3 separate regions of the Homo sapiens genome follow, and regions 2 and 3 are each linked to region 1. A link is a loop called in an ENCODE intact Hi-C map of the cell type or tissue named here. Cell type or tissue: mammary epithelial cell. All regions are shown on one strand.

Region 1 (8,000 bases):
TCACAGTCGTGTTCCACACTGGGTGGGTCCAGAGGTAGAACTCATTGCCTTTCTTTGAATCCCACACAAGACCACCCAACAAGGCATTGTAGTTGGTGGAAAACTCCATTGAAGAAAGGGTCTATATTGCAACAAACAAGCATCTAGAAATAGAATATTAAATATCCCTCCTCTTAAAAATCCATTGTCCAATTCAGACTTCAGCATAATGTAATCTTCTGTCTTCTTTTCTCTGTGTTTCCATCTTGAGAGCCATCCTATTATCTGTGTCCTTTCTTTGTTGTCTTAGGAAGAATATTTTGGCTTATCCTTTGTTTTGTTCTCTCCTTCCCGGACCTATTATGGTAAATGTGGAATTTGCAGATAGGCTTATTTGCGCTCCCCAGCCTGCTCCCTTAATGCTCTCTGGTAAGACACTTCTTTGAGTCCTCCGAGGCGAGTTGCTGCCCCCCAGCACCTGCTCTTCCCCATCGCAACCCATGACAGTAAACGCACTGCACATACTTATCCCACAGACTGCTGTGAGAACTAGATGGAGGCTATGTGTGAAGCTGCAAGCTCTTGGTAAAGTGCTACAGAAATTGGTAGACACTGTTACTATGATAAGATGTTCAGAAAATAATGGATCGATTAAAGTTTCACTTATCTATTAAAAGATAAAAAACTCTATGATTGAGACCTTTTTGGAATATTGGAAAATATTTTTGTGTGCTTATTAGCATACTGATATGTTTCAGTACACATTTCATGGATTTATGGCTAAGGATGTTACTTTCAAGAAGGTAACTATACATCGCTCTCTACTAGCATGCTGTTCTGTTCCTGAGAAATAGTGGCTGGGCGAAGGGTATGCAAACATTTCTTAATATCTCATCCAATACCATTTTCCCACTACTAATTATTCAACACATGGAAATGTAGGTCAAAGCATTAAAAAAAAAAACTAGAACAGCAATACCTTGGTGGTTGGCAGGTGTTTATTTAAAATATTTACGTTTTAGCCTTATTTTTTAATACTTCTTTTTCATATATATTAGATATTTAACTAAAGAAAATAATAATCATTCTCATGGAATACTTTAAAATAGTAGAAACAATCATGAATAGAAATGAAGATTTAGGCCTATACTACCCTAGGCTCTGTCATTCTTATTCCTAACCATTTGCATAGGAAATTTAGATTCACCCACTTCTCTTTCTTAGAATAAGATTCACAGGTTTTTGGGCATATTCCCATTGCATGCCTGACTGGGGAGGTGTTCAAATCCCTGCTTTTCTACTCCTCAGCCCTGTGACCCTGAGCAATTTCTGTGGCTTGGTTTCCTCATCTGTAAAATAGGATATTAATAGAACATATCCCTTTAACGTTGCAGTGATCACATTAATTAGTTGATGCAAAACAGTCCATCTAGAACAGTAAGCCCTCAATAAATGCTAGCTATCATTATCATTTCATAGCCAGCCCCACCATGGATGGGTCATGTGACCTGAAGCAAATTTAAATTCTCTGGATTTCAGTTATCTCTCATTGAAGGAATTAGGCTCCATCAGTGGTTCTCAAACTCAAGTGAGTATCAGAATCACAGGGAGGGTGTGTTATGACACTGAAGGCCGGGCCCCACCCTCAGAATTTCTTATTCAGTAGATCCAGGAGGGAGTGCAATAATTTGTATTTCTAAAAAGCTCCCAAGTGAAGTTGATGGCTGATCTGGAGACACACCTTGAAATTCTTCTGCTTACTCTAAACAAAACGTGCTTTTTTATCTTGAGTGCACATCAGAACCCTCTGGGGAGGTTAAAAGTCCCAGTGAAATCACAACCTCTGCAGATGGTAACCAGATCTTAGTGGCTTTTAAAGTTCTCCAGGTGCTTCCATTGAGCAGCTAAGGTTGACAACACTTCTAACACCGCTTTCAGGTGAAAAAGAACTATCATTCTAACTTAAATGAAGGAGAAAATGAATTCATCATTCTGACACCGTTATCTATTCTTTCATGCATGGGCTTATCCTATGAGAAATAAACATTTACTAAGGTGTATGCATGTTTTTAGAACATCCATTGGGAAGCATGTTGTACAGCTTGTAGTAAAACAGCATGGTGCATGCTGAAACTGTTATAGGCTTTGCAAGTTATTTTTTATAAATTAGTTTTGCTGGTGTGCTGTTTGATTATTGGAGAGTGGTGTGAACATGTTTCTATGCATCCCAGGGGGTTGCTGTCACCTTTAAGGGGCCTCTTTAAATCCCAGCTCTTTCATTTACAAATTCTATGACCTTGGATGAGTTTCTTCACTTTTCTGTGCCACAAGTTCTCAGTAAAATGGAGATAATTATAGAACTTACTTCATAGAGCTTTGAGAATCATACAGGTAAAGTTATTTTACGTAATTAGCACTCAAAAGTGACCATTAATAATCTAACGTTTTAAAATATATTAATAGGCCAGATGCAGTGGCTCACACCTGTAATTTCAGCACTTTGGGAGGCTGAAGTGGGTGGATCACTTGAGGTCAGGGGTTCAAAGCCAGCCTGGCCAACATGGCGAAACTCCGTCCCTACTAAAACTGTAAAAATTAGCTGGGCATAGTGGCGTGTGTCTGTAGTCCCAGCTATTCAGGAGGCTGAGGCAGGAAAATCGCAGTGAGCCGAGATCACGCCACTGCACTCTAGCCTGGGTGACAGAGTGGGACTCCATCTCAAAAACAAACAAACAAACAAAAATTAATAGTTTAAATATTTTTAATATATTTCAATATATAAAGATGTAATTTTTATTTTAAATATATTAAAATAGATAAGTTTAAAATACATAAAGTAAATATATAAAATTAATATGTTAAAATGTTTACTGAAAGTTTACATTTTTCTCTGTATTGCTAAGAGCAATTTATTGCCTTATATGTTGTGTAATATCTAGAAAACACACCTATGTAATTTCCAAATTATAACCACCTTGGCTCCTGGACAAGTAGGACTGTGTCTGATTTTTTTTTTTGCATCCTTGTCACTACCTGCCACTCTGAGATCACTTGTTGTCTTTCCATATATAATCACCTCTAGGTACACTTCTTTCATTATTTCTACGCATCCTCTCCACTTTGCTGCATTCTTGTGTGCATTCTTTTCTCCCACGTTGGAAAGAAATATGCATATTGAGCGATTCCAACCCCCAAAGGCAAAAATTACTAGCCAGTGTTGAAAATGAAAGCAAGGAATTTTTTGGTTATTGTTGCTGTAACTTTTTGATGTGCGTACATATGTGCGTCTTTTTTTTCCCCCTAGGGGTGGAATGGGGTGGTGTTAGTCAGGGATTACTGACAGGACGGTGTTGCCTACTGTGTTGGAGAGACTAAGACTGGGGAAAGATTCTCCAAGGCTGGGAAATGCAGACGTCCAGTCTTGGAAAACAGTTTGTCGTTGGTCGTTATGTCAGAAGAGGAGTGTATTCCTGGAAGAAGGCCCACAAAATATACCCAGAGCCCAGGTGCCTTTCTAAGACGAATCAACATTCACTCACAAGTTCAGCTAATATATGACAGAAATACAAGAATGAACAAGACTCCTGACTTAAGCTTACAGCTGATGGGAAACTTGGGAACTGGACAGAGAATTAAAATACAACGTGGTTAGGTACAACTTACCTGCGCCAGAGGAGTGACGGAAGGCCTTGGACGGGGAGTGATGCCTGGAGGATGACAGGGCGACAGGTAAGTTAGGGGGCTGGGAAGGGGAAGGGCGGCCCTGTGGGTAAAGGGAAGGAGGTTAAAGTCAGCAGGGAAACAGGCAGTTCCCTGTTGCTGGAGCAAAGCGCGGGGGTGTGGCTCTCCTGTCTCTGGCTTTGCTGTCAACAGGCGAGATTGGCAAGTAGGGCGACCAACCGGCCTGGTTTGCTCGGGACCGGGGTTTCCTGGAAGGTGGGACTTTCAATGCTAAAACTGGGACAGTCCTGGGCAAACAAATCAGTACGGTTGGCCACCCTATCTTTGTGTGGGCATCTGCTAACTGAGTCATGGGCCTGTCTGGTTTATTTATTTATTTTTTTTCTGCCTGAGTAACAGAAGAATGTGTTAAACATATGGAGTATGGAAGAAGAAGGAGAGGGGAGATAGGATTTTTATGTTATAGATTGGAAGAAGACATCCTTGATGAAGGAGATGTTTTTACTTTGGAGAAGGACTGCCTCAGCCGCGAAAGACCAAGGGGTGGCACCACAGGGAGAAGTCTGCACTGCGCTTGTCAGGACGGCCAGTGGGGGGCTGCTGAGCGCAGGGAGTCAGTCCTCGCAATGAAGATATAGTCTCGGGGAGATAATGCTGGAAATCGATGGAAGAAGTGGAACAGGACACAAATTTAGTGGAATTTCTTTACAATGTGTGCTTCTTGTCACCAGTTCGTTAACCATGATAAAAACGGTTATGTTGTTACATTCATCAAGATCCAAATTTTCTACCATTTTAAGATGTCTATCAGTCACAATGATGATCACTGAAGACCGAACGAGATCATTTCCTCTAAAAATTATGTTACATTTATCCATAATGGCATCAGTGTCTGTTACACGTTTGCTTTAATTTTGAGGTCAAATACGACATTTGTAAATCTAGCACTTCATGTGATTCTGTAAGCACTAAACAGCTAAACATATTTACTTCTTTTTTTTGAATCAATTAGAACAGTGCTGTACAATAGAAAAATAGAACAGTGCTGTACAATGGAAACAGTGCTGTACAACAGAAATCTGTCAGCCACACGTGTCGTTTAAACTTTTCTAGTAATCACATTAAAATTGTAAAAAGAAGCCAATAAAAGTAATTTTAATAATATATTTTGTTTGACATAATATAGCTAAATATCAATTTTGACATGTTCTAAATATAACAATTATTAATGAAAAATATTACATTCTTTTGGCTTTGTACTAAACATTTGAAATGTGGTGTACGTTTTTCACTTATAGCACACGCAATTCAGATGCTACATTTTTATTAGGAATATTTAATCTGTAGATAGATATCGTAAAATTTACATTTGAAAAAAATAGATTCAGACACCTAAGTTGTTACAAGCATACTTAAAAGTTTTCAATGACTGAATTGAGTATCAGTTTTAAAATTTAAATCAATGAAATTAATTAAAATGAAATGAAAATTTAGAAACTATTCCTCAGTCACGCTGGCTACATTTCAAGTGCTTCATAGCCACATGAAAGCTGTATTGGACAGCAAAGAAGTAGAATATATTTGGAATAAAAATTTTAAAGTGGACACATTGTGTTACTCTCGTTAGCCATGCTATTGCTATTTTTTTTCCTATAGCTAATTAAAACCTTAAGATCCAGTAGGTTCTCCACCTTTTTTTAAAGCATTAGTTCCATGTCGACCCTGTAGATGGCAGCACTTTCTTCCTAAAACTACATGGAGGAGTTGCCTGGGCTTGTCACTCAGATTCTGGCACTTTTCATAGAAAGAGTCTGAATTATCTGGAAAATTCTTTGGTAACATAGGTCAGAATCTTTTCAGCTCTATTGTTATTCTGCACAGATGGCTGTTGCTTATGAAAACAATCTCTCAGCCTCTAGTCCAGGATATTACTCATTCCTCAGTTCAAGAAACTCTAGGGTGAGAGGAGAAAGGGGTTCAATTACAGAACTGTTATCAAAATGCGTTGGTTTATGCACATCCGTGTTTTGGACATGGTGATTCCAAGAGACTCTTAATAAAACTTTTCAAAGTAGATGAGAGACAGTTTTTCCCTCACATGCTGTGGCAATATTAATCTATGTTTTCATGTTCCACTGGACTTTGTAATTGAATTTTAAGGAATGCATACAGGGCTTCATATTTATATATAAAATATCCATATCCAGTGTTGAAAGAAATTAACAATAAAATATGTACCTGTATAAAATTTGTGATTTTTGAAGCACCCCTCTCTTCCTCTTCGCATTGCATTTGTGGTAGGAGAACATGAGACAAGGAACGAGGTACTAAGGACAAAGAAGGAGCGATTCAGAGGTGGATTTCCTGAAGACCAACAACATTTTTGCATAGCTCGTGAGGACTCTCTGATACTAAACTCCAATAAATGATGGTTTGGTGTTTTGATTGCTTTTGATTGACATTTAAAAATTACAGGAGACTGAGATAGGAGGATTGCTTGAGCCTGGGAAGCGGAGGTTGCAGTGAGCCAAGATTGCACCACTGCACTCCAACCTGGGTGATCGAGTGAGACCCCATTTCAAAACAAACAAAAAAATAAAAAATAAAAAAAAACAAATAAAAATCACACGCCTCTTTTTTTCACTCAATCTGTTTTCCAAATAAAATATCAAGATTCTATTTGAATTTTAATAATGATTTTGCTGAGTTTTATAGCTTGAATACTATGGCAAGTATAATGTCTAAAATGCTGTGATTTTGACTTAAGAAAAAATTTACAGTTTTCTTAATATACTCTTTAGTTCTTTTAAACTCTAATACATGAAATGGATTGCTAATGAGGGTAGGAAGGGGGAAAGACTGGGGAGAAAAATAGCTAACTTTTCTAGCGATAGATACATGTCAGAAGCTGTAGTAGGTTCTTTTGCATGTGTTTACTTACATTACCTTCTGTAATCTGCATTGCAATTTTTTCATAGACAAGGAAACCTAGACTTAGAGAAGTACAATACCTGTCATCTCGTAAATGACAGATATAGTTGAGCAAATCTACTGAAATGGTTTAGCTTCTTATCTTTCCAGACAACAGATAAGGACTTATTCTATATGAAGACATCTGAGAAATGAAAATATGGTTTCAGGTTCATAGAATCTTTTACACCACGTATTTCTGGTTCTCTTTCTTCTATTCAGATCATTCTTTCATCTGTTTCTTTTGTCTTCTTTTCCAAAATGTAGCAATTGCCCCAAATTCAGTACTTGTCTCTCTTCTTAACAATCACATCCAATCCCATGGCCTCAACCATCTTCCCTTGCATATAATTTCCACATTTACAACTTTATTCTCTTGATTACTCAGGATAAGATAATTGCTGAACAAATAACAGCATATATCTCAGCTTAAGAGAGTAAAAGTTTATTTTTCTCTCATGCAAATTCTATTGCAGATATTCCCCACCTCCTTCCCTAGGTTGTCCTCAAAATGCAGTGACTCAGGGAACTCCTCTTTCTGTCTTAACCTATTTTAGGTCTTAGACCCCTTTGGCAGTCTGGTGAAGCCAATAAATCTCCTCTCAGGACAGTTTCTAAATGTGATAAAAGAAAAAAAAGATATAGTGACAGATCTAATAATTAAAATTCAAAGTTAATTTCAAATTAGTGATAGGTAAATATATTTCAAGATGTCTGCACTGAATACAGCGTGATAGGTAATATATATGATTTATCTTGGTGACAAAGACATTGGTATTGCTAACACTATTATAGCTGCCATCTGTATTCACAAAGGGAGATGTCAAATTCCAGTTAAAAGAAAGATTTTCTTAACCCAAGTTCATAGGACTTCCTGAATGGTACAGATGCTAAGGTCTAGTGGCTCCACAACTACCAAAGCCTTCTTAGTGTTCTCTGCTGGATCTTATGCATCCAATTGACTGACAAGCAAAGAACCTGCAGAATAATAGGAGACATTTGTTGGGTGGGGAGAGCAAACCTAGAAGGGGCATATACCCCTTACAATTATAGCTCTATGCGCTAGAATTAGTTATATCATTCCTCCTAGATATGAGGGGACTAGGCACTGTACTTCAGCTGTGTGTCCAGGAAAAAGGTAAGGTATGGGGAATGTGGAGCAATAATTATTTGAAGCAAGAATCACCAGTGGATGCTAAAATTCGTGAGGGAAAACAGGACCAGAAACAGGATATTTTTAAAGTCTCCAAGTACCTCCACATAGGATACTTATTAATTGCAAAGGGAAAATAGTAACTTTACAGAGAAGAAGAAATCTGGCAGACACTACCATATCCAAGTGATCAAAGGTGACATCAGTAGTGGGACAC
Region 2 (8,000 bases), 360 kb after region 1:
GAATGAAGTTAAGGAAGCAGAGGGCAGTGCTTTTCAGCAGTTAGGAGGAATAAAGTCTCCTCAGGCATCTCTTTAAAATGCCGGCTCCCAGGCCCCATCCCAGAGGTTGAACTAGGAGGTCTGAAGCAAGCCCGGGACTTGGAAAATCTAGCAAACCCCAGGAACCCTAGTTGAGATGGACTCAGACTACCTGCATTATGGAAAGCACAGACGGCAGTTTCAGGCAAGGTGAAGGGCCTCAGTTTGGTTTAAATACTCAATTTAGAGCAGGATTTGTAAACTTAAATACCTCTGGGGCTAGGGTGACACAGACCTTGAGAGAAGTTGAAGGTTTACAAGTACAAAGAGGAGATACTCTCTCTCTCTCCCCCAATTCTGGAAGGGACAGCAGCCAACAAGCTCCGGCAATTACTGCCATGCAGGAATATGTGCTCCGGACTAGGGCACCAGAGCTGTCTACCAGAAGAGAAGCCAGAGACCTGAGTTTTATGTGCCCCAGAATTATTAAATGATACATTAAAATGCCACGAGCATCACATAATTCCATGAAGTCCACTATAGTAGGCAAGTTCAGAGGAGCAAAATAAAATCTCATTGCATATGGACTTAAATGATAGAAGAAAACTGTATTTTATCCGGTAGACAATGAACAATAGAAGGCTTTGCAGCAAAGAAGGAATCTGAACAGAAGTGTGCTTTAAGAAGATTTCTGTGGCTGTTGTCTGCTCGCAATGGAATGGAGAAGGGACCTCAGATATCAGCTCCTAGGAAGCCTCTCCCATGTGCAAAAGGAATGGAGAATAGAGGATGAAAGGTTTCCGGAAACAAGAATTCAGGAGATTTGATTGACTATGGAAGGAAGAGAAAAAAAGGAATCACCTGGGGTCTTCTATGTCTAAATCCATGCTGCCTCTTGCCATCCTTTTCCTTTAATATACACTAATGTTCCAGCTTCATTCATTGCACAGAAAAATGATCATTTAGGTTGCATTCTGATCAGTGCCTGCTTAATAATGAAACTTAGAGTTATTTGTTTAGGGAAAAAAAAGCACAGACAAACTATTTTATAATATCTATAATAAATGCAAAGAAATCAATACAAACAAAACTTGGCTTTAGCAAACTGTACATACATAAATATCTTTTTTTTTTTACTATAACATTCAACTTTTTTCACATAAAGCCTTCCATGATCTTATTTATTACATCTAGTTTTTCTTTATACCTCTAAAAAAAAGTGCCTTTTAGATTTACAGCTTGTGCTTCTAAAGCAAAGGTTAAAACATCATGCCCCAAAGGAAAACAAGGTAAAAAGGAAGCTGCCATATAAGCTCTTAAAAATTGTATGTTACAAGGTTCTAAAATCTCTTCAGCACTGGTTGGTTGGTAGATTGTACGACACTGACATGGTGCTTGGGAGGGTCATTTATCTGATGGTTGGAGCAGCACCATGGGAAAGCTGCCCAGATGGTCTACTGAAGTCCTTGGCTGTGCACAGAATGGGCCAAGGGCCCAGAATTCATGAGTCCGGGGAACTTTGGAGGTCCTTACTCAATCTCCTTAGTGCTAAGGTTCAGAGTCTCAAACCAGATTTCTTCCAAACCTTCTTGTTGTCTGTTTGTTCCCCCGTCACTGTTTATCTTCCACCTCTGAAGCCATAATTTGCACACATGTGATCTGGAGGAGGGCTAAAGCTGCCACACCGAGGGCTTTCGCCAAGATCAAGGTCCTCTTGTTGGTAGTTTGGGATTGCTTATGACCCGATCCTCCTTATGCTACCAGCACTTCTGCAGATGGCATCTGCTTAGTTCAGAGTGGAGGAGGGCCATTCGTGTATCTGAGCATGGGGTGGAATGACCGGGCAAAGTTGTTGGAGAGGGCACAGCTGTAGTCTTCCTCTGACATTGGTACAAGGCAGGCAAGCCCGATGAGGAGGAGCAGGAGAAGCTGAAGGGGAAGAGCTGCTCGGAGGACTCTGAACAGGAAGCCGCGGCCGGACCGACCTGGCCCTGGCTCAGAAAGGGAGGAATCGGAGCCACCTTTTGTGGACCTGAGAGAAGAATGGACATAAATTACTCAGATAACTCCAGTGTCGGAGGGACGCTGCTTTTTGCCTCTGCACCTTCCTGGAAGCTAAAGGGCCATGCCAAGCACACCCCAGCCTGGCGATCAGCTGCCAGCCTTCCACAGTGTGCCCAGGTCACCCCCCACCATCAAATGAGGTTGTTGGAAACTGCACTGACAAGAAATAAACATTTAGTCAGTCAACTAAACGTAAGTAATTAGGTTCAAATTCTACTCCTTTTACCCCTTAATGTGGTGAAACATTTTCTATCAACGAAAATAACTGCTCTATACACATTCTACTAGCATGAATTAAGTAGATCCAGAATAATTAAAATGTAGATATTTGATGCAGCATATTTTTGTTTTAAGAATATCATGAACATTGTTAAGCAAAATTAGTTGCTGTCAGAATCATACCAAGTATCCCATCTAGCCATCCTGGATATGCCAAAATCCATGCAGCAAAAATAAAAACAGTCTTTGTCATTTTGCACAGACCCATAAAAGCTTCATTAATCATAGAGCATACCCTGGTTTCATCTTGCACTGAATCAGCATCAGGCCCTGACATTAGCGGGTTCCAAAGCTGTACGAACAAGGAATAGCAGTGGAGTCTGTCTACAGAACACTGGTGTTGTATGATGTAGATGCTAGGCTGATCCTATCACTGACGTCATTACTTTGGAAAATGGACACCATTTTCTGAGGAGGATGGACTGTCATCCTACAGCCCCTTCTACACTCAAAGTGACAAGTTTTTCTATTTCACTTTTATCTTCCTTTTAAACAGTGCATTAGAGATTGAGTACAGGTTTCAGAACTCTTAAGAAGGACTGCCTGGAAAATACAGAATCTGGAAGTAGATTCTGAGTTGGGTGCTACTGTTTTCTTTTTGTGAACAGCCATTACCTTTTTTTGGTTACTAGCAGAAAAGATGAAGAAAGAAATGTTGTTTACGACAGGCATTTGGTGTACACTCAGACCCATACAACATTGAATGAACAAAAATAAAAGATGTAGCCAAAAGAAACACTCCCTCACAACTAGTATAAATTCCTTAAGAGTTTTAATATCACCAAGGATAAGGACATTGTATGTGAGGCTACTGAAATAATATGAGCGTGTGAAAGCTGTATTGGTAACTGTAGGTTTGGTCCAGAAGAAAGCACTATGTTTGTAGCTCACCTATTACCTATTAATTTCTGAAGACAGACTACCCTAATATCGGTGGGGGATGCGGAGTGACACCTAAGAAAATAAATGTTAAAAACAGATAGAATCCCCTTAGAAGGGAACAGAGGGAGTATTCAAAACTCTTTTATTAAACCATCAAAGAAAAATGGGAGAGGGCTGGGCACAGTGGCTCCCGCCTGTAATCCCAGCGCTTTGGGAGGCTGAGGTTGGCGGATCACTTGAGGCCAGGAGTTCAAGCCAGCCTGGCCAACATGGTAAAAATACAAAAATTAGTCAGGCCTGGTGGCGTGTGCCTGTAGTCCCAGTCACTTGGGAGGCTGAGGCAGGAGAATCGCTTGAACCCGGGAGGCGGAGGCTGCAGTGAGCCATGATCGGAACACCACTGCACTCCATCCTGGGCAACAGAGCGAGACTCTATCTCAAAAACAGATATTGGTTCTGCAGAAACCCCAAGAAACAGGCAGCACGCAGTGTTTCTATACACTTCTTGTGGTGTAAGGAAAAATCAAATCACTGGTTTAAATTGGAAGCATGTTCTTTTCTGAAATCCACACAAGTAACGGCAGGGTAATGTAACCTTGAACAACTCACTTCATCTCTAGGTGTCAACCTCTTCACTAACCTCTTCAAATTAGCATAGATGGTCTTCTAACTTTAAAGTTTACTGTTCGATGTTTTTGTCTTCTACTGATTTGTCAGTATAAATAATCTCCCAAGAAGCCACAAGAGCTCAATCACCATCTAGTGGTCAAACTGATTAACTGCCCTTGTGCTAAGACCAATGAGTTATTCCTAATAAGCTGAGGGAAAAAAAAAGTATATTTTGTGAAAATATAGTAGAACATAAAAGAAGTATGTCATATACCTTATTAATGGAAAAGGAAAATAGAAACTTCTTGAGTTACCTGAGCATAAAATATTCATGTTGAGACAGGGCCTTAGAGAGCATCCAGTTCATCTCCTAATTTTGTAGGGGAGTAGCTAAGGACAGTTCATGTTTACTCTTCTAATTGCTAGGCAGCACTCTGAGCATTTATGTTGGGTTCTGTCATTTAATCCCCACAGCAGTCCTCTGCGGTGTGTACTTATTAACTTCATTTTACAGATGATGTGAAAGAAAGCTCAGGGAAGTGAAATAACTGGCTCAAGCTCACACAGCCAGTGGCAGAAGATTTCAACCCTGTGATTTTAACTACCAGAACCTGGAGACTCTAGACAGGCTGAATGACTTGCTTCAGATTCTACAGTTAAAGGAAGAGGCCTAGCAGGGACTCAGGCTTCCAAAATCCCTGCCCACCGCACTCTCTGCTGTGAAATGTTTTGCTGGTTGGTGATAGGAATAATGGTAATGGTAATTCAGGTCGTATTCATTTCACAGGTATCTCACATGTAGAAGCAAAGAAGAGAATCCTGAACTTGCATCCTAAAATATTTGGAAACAAGTGGTTTCCTCGTGTCTAAAGCCTCTGGTCATAAGGCCTCACAGTATCCTGCAGATCATCAAATCCGTGTGTGGACGTGGGGACATTTTGTTTTGAGGCAGTTACATGACCATGGGCAAGTAAATTAGTCTCTCTGGCCTTCAGTTTTCTCATTTGCAATGATTCAATGGTTTGCCTTAAAGTGTCTTAAGAAGGATAGGATAGCTACCCACAAACTTTGGATCAAATTTTCTTCAAAACATCCTTCCCCTGACTTTAAAATATGCCCTGGCAACCAACACTCAACACCTGTAGCTAGATGAGTTATAACAGAGTGACTGAAGAGAGCTCCCACAATTCCTAGTTATTAAATACCTGACTAATTTTCATTAGGAGACATTTAAGAACTTTAGTGATGGGAAGATTTACATATATAATTGATAGTACAATCTGACAGAGCTGAATAGCTCCTGTTTGTCAACTGTTAAATTCTTTGTGCAATTAGGTCAAAGATCAAGATCAAAACAAGGGCTGCCCATTGACCTGTTCACTCCTGAGAAAAATGGCAAACCATTGAATCATAAATCATGACAGCCAAAATAATTTTAGGATATTAATGCACCCCTCATCTTTGCAAATGAGAAAACTGAAGGCCAGAGAGACTAATTTACTTGCCCATTTTTGATAAAAATGTCACCATTTACAGAATGTGGACTCCTATGTTGGAGTCTGTTGAAGGACATGGCACATTTAACAGCATCAGAGCATTTTTTATTAAAATTTAATTTGTGCATGACTTCTAATGCTGAAGAACGCCAAGCTAGGAAGAAGTCATGGGCTGAGATGGGGACAGAGAGAACACACAATATTCAGTGACTGTCCGTGCAGCTGGCTGCCCTTGAAAATATCCGAACTATCCACTGGGAAAATGCCTGTCCCCTTGGGGTAATTACCAGAGTTTCAACATGCCCAAAGCTGCCTCATCTTCAGGGGGAACTTGTTCTAGCGATTTTAGTATCAAGAAGCTAATGGTCCCAGGGAAAGGGTTATTTTTAATATTTAGCTACTGTGCTAAAAATCACCTAAGTTTCTAGAGTCTTGGGAAATTTCATAAGGGAAAGAACAAAGGCAACTTGTTGACTACCCACTGGTCATTCTCCTCTGGTCTTATTACATACATGGATGCCAGTTTAGATTGTGTTTATATAGGAAAAATTAAATGTGTGAGCCTCCTTAAGGAACATCATCAATACAGATATATCAGATAGTTCTGTCCAGCAAAAAACGTGCTTATTTGCTACAAGTAAATTTTTATTTATTTTTCTCACTTCCCTCACTCCTTCAAATTTCCAGGTAAATAGCTGCCCAGGAGTTGCTTCATCTCTGTCCCAAAATACCTAGACAATTGCGGGATAAGGAGAATGGCAGGGAGGGAGTAGTGGCTAAAATCACACCCTTCAAAAGAAAGTGTGTAGGACACACAATTGTGAGAAGTCTGAATGCCATGCACATAGGGTATGACTCACTTTGAAAATTGTTTATAATCAAGGAAATGAAAATGAGTTAATTTCGTGCATGCATCATTTAAAGCCAAATGAGAAGAAACTTCTAATTTATTTTGTTACTTTTCGGCTAACACTGGCAGTATGTAACAGATTTATTTTGCAGAAACATCTAGATTGTCCGTGATCTTGATCCTGCCCTTATGTGTCTTGTCTTTGAAACCCAGTGTTTCCTGGATATATGGTTCAGGAGACAAGTTTCCAGAATCAAGTTAGGACCCAGGTCTTCTTTTTTTCCAAACCAAACATTCTTGCTAATCCTAAACTACCTGAGGCAGCCTGTGGTGGCCTCAGCTCTAAAACCATTGTTTAAAGGCTTCTACCCATCAATGGCCCTTCAGCAGAGTGGTACGGTTAACGGGGTAGGGTCTGGAGTCAGGGGAGACCTGGGTTCAAATCCTACATCTTTACACCTCTAATCCCCAGTGTCCTTGTCTATAAATTGGGAATATAGCCATGTCATGGGATTCTTGTGAGGGTTAAATGAGGTAAAACACATACAATGCTTAGCATGTATACAATTAAGCACTAAATAATTGAAACACATTAAGTACTAAATGAATGTCAGCAGCTTATCACTATTATCTGTATAATGATACCAAGGGTGTGCCGACTCATACCCTTAGGGGTTGGCTGGATTCGGCCTTTTCTCTCGGGAAAACATACCTGATTTATTAATAGTGCTTTCAAGCATGTGATAAATTTCTCAAACTGCCTGTCTTGTTCCCTAGAAACACCAGGAAGGCCTACCTCAAATAGCAACAGAGAAACCTATCGGAGCCTTACCCTACAGCTTTCCTTGGGGCACGGGTGAGCAATCTGCCTTAGAGGGGAGAGGCTCTGTGCTGAGGCTCTTTGAATGCTTTGAATAAATAGATCCCCAGATAATGAAAAGACTTCAAAACAAATTCTACAAGAAACTGAGTAGTGTTTATAGTGAGGCCCTAGTGTACATGCAAAAAACCCCCACTGCCCTTGCTTAAATGTATCTGATTAACTTGAATACATTTTTAAATGAGGGCTTTTTTCCCTCTTTCAGTGTTTCGGCCAGTCATTTGCCACTTCTCATTCCATCTTAGTTCTCTGTAAAGAAGGTGCCAGAGACCTAAGGTGCCCAAGGCAATTTTGCATTTTACAATTCTAAGCTTTAGAATGAAGTCATCAATTTGCTACATCCGGACTACAGTGCAATTATTCCTTTGCCTTGCTGGAAATTGGAGTGAAATCTTTCTAGCTGTCAATTTCAACTCAGTTGCAGTAGTGTTTTGAAGAATTAATGGCGATAAGGTTAGAAAATTTTAAGTCAAACGTAGGGAAAAAGTACCAGCTAGACCATCATAAGCATTTGCTTTGAAAGCATGCTTCTAAAGTGTGTTTAACCTCAAATAACAGTCACAAATATGGTTATTATGAATGTATGCACAGATTTTTATGTTTCTAATTTTAAGAAGTTCTAGGGAGCTCCCTGTAACGATTTAGGGAATCTCTAGATTCTGATATACTGCAAGTCTTTTAATGGTAGGAATCACATTGAATTAATTTTGTAGGCCCAGGGCCTAAATTTAGTAGGTGTTCAGTACCTATTGGCATCAATTCATATGTAGGTTTAAAATACTGTATGAAGATACAGAATCACCACCATCAAATCAAATTGAAATATGTAACAGGCTAGTATAATATTAACATCTGACTTTAAACAACAACAAAGAAACCAAATGAGTAACTCCTCCCTTCAAACTAATAGTCAGTTTCTTCC
Region 3 (8,000 bases), 570 kb after region 1:
GTCGCTCTGGTTTGAACGCCTCTGACGGAAACCTTCCAAATGTCAGAGACAAGGCAAAGTAGCTTGGGTCACCAGGTGGGCAGTGGTGTTATGTACAGAGTTGGGGAAGGCTGGAGTACATTCGCAAAGTGGAAAGGCAATGGTTTAGATTCATCTACTCCCTGCATACACAGCAAAAAGAAACCTCTAAGATACCATCTCTGCCAGCCCAATATGTGGCCAGAGGATCATTTCTTTGGATAGTGTTTCCTCCAAGGGGTTGGTTCATGGACTTCCATACTTCCCCACTGCTCACTCCCATTGCCATTTACTCCCACTACCCAAAAAACACCTCTTAAATCCCCTGACTGATATATGAAATTTTGTCCTTAAAGCTAGGTTCAATCACAATTAAAATGTTAACAAGAGTATCATCTTGAATGTTTTTATTATGTGTATATCTAAAACAAATACAGCAAAATATTGGCATTGTTTATTATCTCTGAATGGTAGTATCATAAGTGATTGTGATTTAAATTTGCTTATTAAGACATTTCTGTATTTTCTAAGCCTTTTATAATAAACAAAACTTTTCTTATAAAATACATTTTAAAAAATTAAATTTCTAGGATGGTTCACAAATTTTTTTAAAAAAGAGTTCATGCTTCTGAGAAAAAATAAATCTTATTATCCCGATCCCTATTCTCTTTTTTCTCTGTACTTGCAAACAGCACTCCAGTAGACAATATATTATTATTGACTCATAATCACAGAGAAAAAACATCTTTAAGTTTATTTAAAATCTGACCCAACTTCCAATTAAGTTAATACACTTATAATTTTCTTTTTTCCCTTTTTTTTGAGACAGAGTCTCACTCTGTGGCCCAGGCTGGAGTGCAGTGGCATGATCATGGCTCACTGCAACCTCCGCCTCCCAAGTTCAAATGATTCTCGTGCCTCAGCCTCCCAAGTAGCTGAGATTATAGGCATGTGCCACGCAAGGCTAATTTTTGTATTTTTAATAGAGATGTGGTCTCACCATGTTGGCCAGCCTGGTCTCAAACTCCTGGCCTCAAGTGATCTGCCCACCTCAGCTTCCCAAAGTGCTGGGATTACAGGCATGAGCCACCACACCCGGCCACAATTTCCTATATATTTTAAATTATTTAAATTATATATAAATATGTAATACAAACTGCATTTATATTATACTTTAAATTAATTACATATAGCTCAAATATATAACTAATGAATTGATAAGCTTACAGTCCTACAGTTTTAGCATAATATGGTGATGAAAATCTAAAAAAAGAATAATGTTCCATGTTTGCTTAGTCACAGAGTTTTCTGACTAAGCAGTCTACTCTGTAGACTAAATCACACCTGCTTTTCTCAGGAATAATGTAGAGTATGAATGTCTTCTGATGAAAGTGGCCATCTGAAGCTTCAGTAATATATTTGAATGTCTACTTTATAATCTGTTTTCCCTGGCACCAAATGATGTTTGTTCAGATTTGCTATTCCTTAAAGCAGCGGTCCCCAAACTTTTTGGCACCTGGGATGGGTTTTGTGGAAAACAATTTTTCCGTGAATGGGGCTGGAGGGGGATGGTTTCAGGATGAAGCTGTTCCACCTCAAATCATCAGATATTAGTTAGATTATCATAAGGAGCATGCAACCTAGATCCCTTGCATGCGCAGTTCACAGTAGGGTTTGCACTCCTATGAGAATCTGATGTGGCCTCTGATCTGACAGGAGGTGGAGTTCAGGCATTAATGCTTGCTCGCCTCCCACTGTGCGGCCAGGTTCCTAACAGGACATGGACTTGTGCTTGTCCATAACCTGGGGCTTGGGGACCTCTGCCTTAAAGAGTTGTATTAATGTCTAAGGATTGACAGACACTCAGGCATATTGAAGTGAATACACTGAACACATTTCAGGTTTTCTACTCTGTTGGCCTCTTTTATCTCCCTTGGGGGCAAATTAATTCCCACCTTAACTTGTGAAACCATGTTCTGTGCAATGTTCAGCTCCAGCTCAGAGTGCCTCCTCTTCATGTTCTGCAGTTGCTGATCAGCATCTTGCAGGTAAATCCAGAGCTCAGACTTCAGGTGCTTGATCTCTTCCCAGCCCTGAGTTAAGTTCTGGGCCTGGACAAGCTTTTGTTCAATCTTGAGAAAACACAGAGATAAAAGTTAGCAACCATACATGGAAACATTTATGGTTAATGAATCAGAGATGGAACTTTCCAGCTGGCCTGTGCACTCATTTGACACACACATACACACGCAAACTCACACACACAAATACATAAATTTAAAAAGTACTTCTTTATTTGCTTCAGGAAAAGCAGATTTTTTTTAAAAAAATGTAGGGTTCCTAAAGACTTTAAATGTCTACAAGTTATGCTATATGGTTTTAATCAGTGTTGTGAAACTCTAATAATTTTTTTTTTTTTTTGAGACAGAGTTTCGCTCTTGTTGCCCAGGCTGGAGTGCAATGGCACGATCTCGGCTCACAGCAATCTCTGCCTCCCGGGTTCAAGTGATTCTCCTGCCTCAGCCTCCTGAGTAGCTGGGATTACAGGCTTGCGCCGTCACACCCAACTAATTTTGTATTTTTAGTAGAGACAGGGTTTCTCTACGTTGGTCAGGCTGGTCTCGAACTCCCAACCTCAGATAATACGCCCGCCTTGGCCTCCCAAAGTGCTGGGATTACAGGAGTGAGCCACTGCGCCCAGCGAAACTCTAATAAGTTTTATCAATGTATTAGGTCTAAAGCTGCTCTGATGGTTTTTCCCATTGGGCATTTCAGTAGATTCATCTGTATGACTCATGAATTTGGTGTTAAGGTTAACTAGAAAAGACTTCTGTTATTCTCTGTTGCACATTTGTTCATCTGTCTTACAACATGCTGAATTATTAATGTTTTGGATATGTCTTTGATCTGCTTCACTGGTTTTTGAAGCTGTGTAATTTGTTTCAATAAATCATTTCTGTAAAAATAAATGGGTTACATTGGCTGGGAATGGTGGCTCGTGTCTGTAATCCTAGCACTTTGGGAGGCCAAGTCAGGTGGATTGCCTGAGCTCAGGAATTCGAGACCCACCTGGGCAACACAGTGAAACCCTTTCTCTACTAAAATACCAAAAAGTAGCCAGGCATGGTGGTGTGTGCCTGTAGTCCCAGCTACTCGGGAGGTTGAGGCACAAGAATTGCTTGAATGTGGGAGGCGGAGGTTGCAGTGAGCCAAAATTGCGCCACTGTGCTCCGGCCTGGGAAACAGAGTGAGACTCTTTCTCCAAAATAAAATAAAATAAAATAAATGGGTTACATCGTCTTTTGTAAGGATTTAAAAACAGATTTGATAATATTAAAGAGAAAAACCTTATTATTTTGACATTTTTTTCCTGTGAATCATTTTACTGTTCTGTGAATATTTAATAAATTAAATACCAAAACTAAGTCTTATTTTTCTTTTAAACTCAAGTGTGGGCCAGGCGTGGTGGCTCATGCCTGTAATCCCAGCACTTTGGTAGGCCAAGGAGGGAGGATTGCTTGAGCCCAGGAGTTCGAGACCAGCCTGGGAAACACAGCGAAGCCCTGTCTCTACAAAAAGTATAAAAATTAGCTGGGTGTGATGGTGTGTGCCTATAGTCCCAGCTATTGGGAGGCGGAGGTGGGAGGATCACCTGAGCCCAGGAGGTTGAGGCTTCAGTCAGTGATGATAACGCCACTGCACTCCAGACTGGTTGGCAGAGTGTCTCAAAATAAAGAAACAAACAAACAAACAAACGAGCAAACAAACCCAAATGTGTTTCATGGAAGAGTTTAAGGCTGCAGTGGCAGCAGCCGGGAAAATACGCCTCCAGTGCTGCCATCTGTCTGTGTGGGCCGGTACTGCTAGCTCATCATAGCCCAGACAGTTTCAAAATCCTTCTGAACACCACACTTTACCAATGAACTAGAAGGATTGTGACAGATGGCATGCTCTTTGACATCCTTGATATAATAAAGAAAGGGTCAAGAGCCCCTTTCATATTAAGTATTGCCTAAAGAAAAAGGTGGAAAAGGAGAAAAGAACAAAAAAAGGTGTGGCAAGATAGGAAAATTGAGAGAATGGTCATTAAGGAGGAGAAAAAAGAAAGGTTCTAATGGGCAGCGAATGAATGGGACTAAGTGATTCAGTCCCAATCTGATGTCATCAATGTCAGGATGTGCTTAATTTTCTATGAGTTAGCTGAAATTCAAATATCTATTTATTATAATGGCTGTAGAACCATTACATACAGCAAGAACAAGCCAAGAGCTATTTTCTTTCAATCTCACATGAAACATTCAAGCAAGAGAATATAATAAAACAAACAAATTCAATGTGATTTTTCATTTTCTTACCGTTTGCTCTGTTTGTTGAATGTCTTTTGCTGTGGTTTTCACCGAAGCATTTGACAGGTCACACATGGAGCAAAGGAGATCTAGGTAGGTCCTTGCCTGCTCTTGCAAAGCTCTGAAGTGTTTGACCTGGAAAAGGCAGTTATCAGAGTGAAAGAGATGCATCAGCTATTTAGATAGCAAATACTTGTATCATTTGGAATATTCTGTTGACATTTCAAAAATAGTCTTGCTATGCTCAGTGTTTTCACCATTGTGTTCAAGTGACATATATTAGTGACTCACAGGAAAAAATTTAAATCACCAATGGGGATTTATTTGTCCACCATTTGCTTCTCCTTGTAAGTAAAGTATTCTGTATGGTCTGGGAAAGGGGAAAACGCAAGAAACTTCTATAATCTTTCCAGATTATTTGCTCACATGCCAGCTTATTTTCCATTCCAGAGAAAGAATTTGTAGCCTACGCTGTCCTGCCTCTTAACATGCTTTTGCATATCTTAGAGACAGAAGGCAAAGGTCCGTGAGTTGGTAGGTTTCATTGGAGTGAGGTTAAAACACAGATGTCTGGGCTTCTTTACTTTGCAGGAGATTCATCTTGTATTATTCTCTTTCCACAAGCCCAAGAAAGGCTTCTCCAGGTGGATCTTTAATCTATTTATAGAAACAAAGAAATGTGTTTCTTTGCAGATGCGCAGATTCTACTCAGGCTCCATTTTAGATACTGGGCATAGAGCAGCCCATAAAGCAAAACCCTTGCTCCCAGGGAGTTGACATTCTTAGGAAGGAGATAAATAATATATAAATAAACAAACTTGCACTGGGATGTTTAGTAGTTTTAAATATCATGTGGGAAAATCAAGGTGCTAAGCAGATAGCGTATGAGGAAGAAGGACTGCCACTTCAGGGACAGTGTATCTCCCAGGCCCCTCTGAGGAAACGACCTGAATGCATGGCATGGCATAAGGTAAGAACATTCCAGGCAGGTGGATGTGGTGGGTAGAGAGACAGCAAATGCAAAGCCCTGAGGCTGGAGCAGAGTGAATCAGGTGTGAGCAGAGGTCGGAGGGTGGGCGGGGGCAAGTCATGGAGCCCCTTACAAGGAGAGCTGACCATACATCCCAATTTGCTGGGTTTTGTCTCTAGTCTAGAGTTTCTCAACTCAGAACTATTGACAGTTGACTCCAAATAATTCTTTGTTGTGGGGCTGACTTATAGCTTGCTAGAACGTCAGCAGCATCCTTCGCGTCTACCCACTTAATGCCAGCAGTGTCCCCACCACTCCCAGTTGTAACAACCAACAACGTGTTCAGACAGTGCCAAATGTCCCTTGTAGGAGCAAAGTCACCATCTCCTCCACCCCAGTTGTGAACCACTGCGCTAGTCCCATTGGATTATGTAAAGCAGACTCTGTCTTATCAAGAAGGTTCCATTTGAGAAAACAAATTCTATAATCAGCCTGTTCATAAGCCGTGGTAAGAAAGTTGGAATTTAAGTGTGATGGGAAAATATCGGGAGCATCATGATCTGAAACAGGCTTTCAAAGACTCCCTCCGAACATCACGTGGAGAACGGCTTGCCACAGGGGTGGCAGGCAGCTATGGTGTCCAGGTGTTAGGCTACTGCAGGGATCAGATGAACCATGAAGATGGCCTGACAGGGGGTGGTGGCTGAGGTAGTAAGAAGTGGTTCTTGATTACTACATAAATAGGGATAAATAAGGAAGGCAGTATTGACTACAAGTTGCAGGGATAAAGTTGACTTCCAGGATTTTCCCAAATCATAGAGTCAATCATGGTGCCTGATTTTGTGACTCCAATCTGAGTATTTTTCCTCTGCACTGTGTGGATTACCTAGACATGCTGTGTTCCTGTGGATATAATAAACACAGATCAATTTCCCATTAAGTCAGGAGTAGCACCTTTTCAATTGAATGTACAAGCGAACTATGGTATTGTGAGTCATCAGCCACTGTGCACAAGTACCACATCATGCACCTATGACCCAGAGAAAGTTATTTGTCTCAAACAACTTTTGGATATGAGAAGAGAATAAGTTGTCAGAATTTGTATTTTATGAACATATTTAATTGAAAGGAATGATGGTATGATTTATATAGTTGATCTGATTCCGAAAGCACTGGAAGCAGCATATAGAGTGTTAGTGACCACACAGCTGCAAACGATGTTTGCTAAAATCAACTTTACAGAAAAATCTTATAGTACTTTTTCCCATTCCCTAAAGTTCACATTTTATGCCTTCTAAAAACATATAGCACTCTGAACGGAATCGAATCCATGTGCCATTTTCTTGTGGCAGCGGGGAGTGTATTATCTTCACATATGTATTGAGGGTTTATTGGGTTTACTAGACGGGTGGTGTTGGGGATACACACTGCATCTTGGTACCATGCCCATTGTAAGCGGATTCTCCAGTCACATATCCAAGCTCACCAGCCACTAAGGGCCTGGTCAATTTTACATGAACACAGTAAGTCCTCATTTAATGTCGTCAGCAGATTCTTGGAAACCGTGACTTCTTTAAGCAGGAAGTTGTATAATGAAACAACTTTTGTTCTCATCAATGCTATAACAAAGCTGCATATTGAAGGACATGACATTATTTGAGGACCTGCTGTACATGGTTTTGCTTACAGTTTCAGTTTCTAAGACCTACCGATGGAATTAAGTGAGGACTTATTGCACTTGCCAAGGGAAAAACTAAAACAAAAGAAATAACAACAAAAAATAAAAAATAAAAAAAGGGAACAAAATAAAAAACCTTTCCTCCTCAGAGTGACTGTAGTCCAAGTGTCTCCACCACCTCGAACTCCCTTCTCTGGCTACTTCCAAAGACCATTTTGAGAGACATGTGAAAGAGGCAGAAACAAGGAACCATACAGTCACGTAATCTGGAAGAAGGATCAGTATCCTCCTGTGACCACGGCTTACTCTGGTATGTGTAGGAAATCTCTTCCTGCTCTAGCAAAACATCACTGCCATTAATACTTTCTTCTCCCTTTATCTCTTTTATTTCTTTTTTGGTAACAGAGGAGAAAGATTAAGTGTTGGTCTGAATTGTTCTGAATAAAGTGCATTGGAAACAAACAGCCACAAGACAAGGTGGCTTGTGGGTCAAGGAAACTCACAGTCTAATAAAAAAGTAGAATATAGGCAGTCTTTAATTCATTTTTCTTGATTCAAGGAGAACTATGTTTCATTTGTCCTGATTCTATTCTTATAAAGTAAAATATGAACACTTTTGTGAACCATTGAATGACAATGTAAATCATTTTAGCCTTTAGAAAGTATACTTCGGGGGACAAATTAACTAGACACATTCTTTATGTGGACTCAGTGATCAAATACATTATGCTATTCTAATTTGTGCTAAAAAATTAAATTATTAAATACTGTTAATTCGTATCTGGCAGCAATAACCTTTATAACTAAATTCCTCTAAAATATTTTCCCACGGAGTCAACACTGCATACAAAAGCTGCTTAGTACAAAAGTTTAAAAAAAATATTTCCCACATATTCTGATTAAGTCTCAGCAATAACATTTTCAGCATGTGGATGTCAAATTAATATGGAATAGAATTCCCTTCACATGATAAAAACTAACATTTCAT

Evidence for each region. Hi-C counts contacts between places; a loop is a spot of excess contacts. Peaks named below come from ENCODE experiments on the same cell type or tissue, not always from the same donor. Only the 100,000 strongest peaks of a DNase experiment are listed, where the experiment ranks them.
Region 2: it touches region 1 in a loop (10-fold over the local background); 90 of 110 quality-filtered maps call a loop at or near these places.
Region 3: it touches region 1 in a loop (2.9-fold over the local background); 8 of 110 quality-filtered maps call a loop at or near these places.

What each region holds. Positions count from the first base shown.
Region 1 is chr6:151,760,241-151,768,240 of GRCh38, forward strand. LOC107986529 (a long non-coding RNA gene) reads right to left here and starts at 5,902. Exons shown (of 2, transcript XR_007059818.1): 1 at 3,643-5,902. It also overlaps a transcript of ESR1 not described here. In mammary epithelial cell, CTCF peaks have their summits at 3,274, 4,246 (motif pointing right) and 5,385 (motif pointing right); DNase peaks (open chromatin) are centred at 3,301, 3,891 and 5,471; H3K4me3 peaks cover 1,710 bases; H3K27ac peaks cover 1,863 bases.
Region 2 is chr6:152,120,627-152,128,626 of GRCh38, forward strand. SYNE1 (spectrin repeat containing nuclear envelope protein 1) reads right to left here. Exons shown (of 146, transcript NM_182961.4): 146 at 1,061-2,050. The coding sequence ends at 1,810. It also overlaps a transcript of ESR1 not described here. Among named protein-coding and RNA genes, the nearest start is that of SYNE1-AS1, 260 kb to the right of the region's middle. In mammary epithelial cell, a CTCF peak has its summit at 4,006 (motif pointing left); a DNase peak (open chromatin) is centred at 6,965; H3K27ac peaks cover 1,233 bases.
Region 3 is chr6:152,334,868-152,342,867 of GRCh38, forward strand. It overlaps SYNE1 (spectrin repeat containing nuclear envelope protein 1), which reads right to left. Exons shown (of 146, transcript NM_182961.4): 75 at 4,374-4,499; 76 at 1,974-2,150. Among named protein-coding and RNA genes, the nearest start is that of SYNE1-AS1, 42 kb to the right of the region's middle. RefSeq lists a silencer at 3,760-3,889. In mammary epithelial cell, a CTCF peak has its summit at 3,865; no DNase peak of the experiment used is centred here.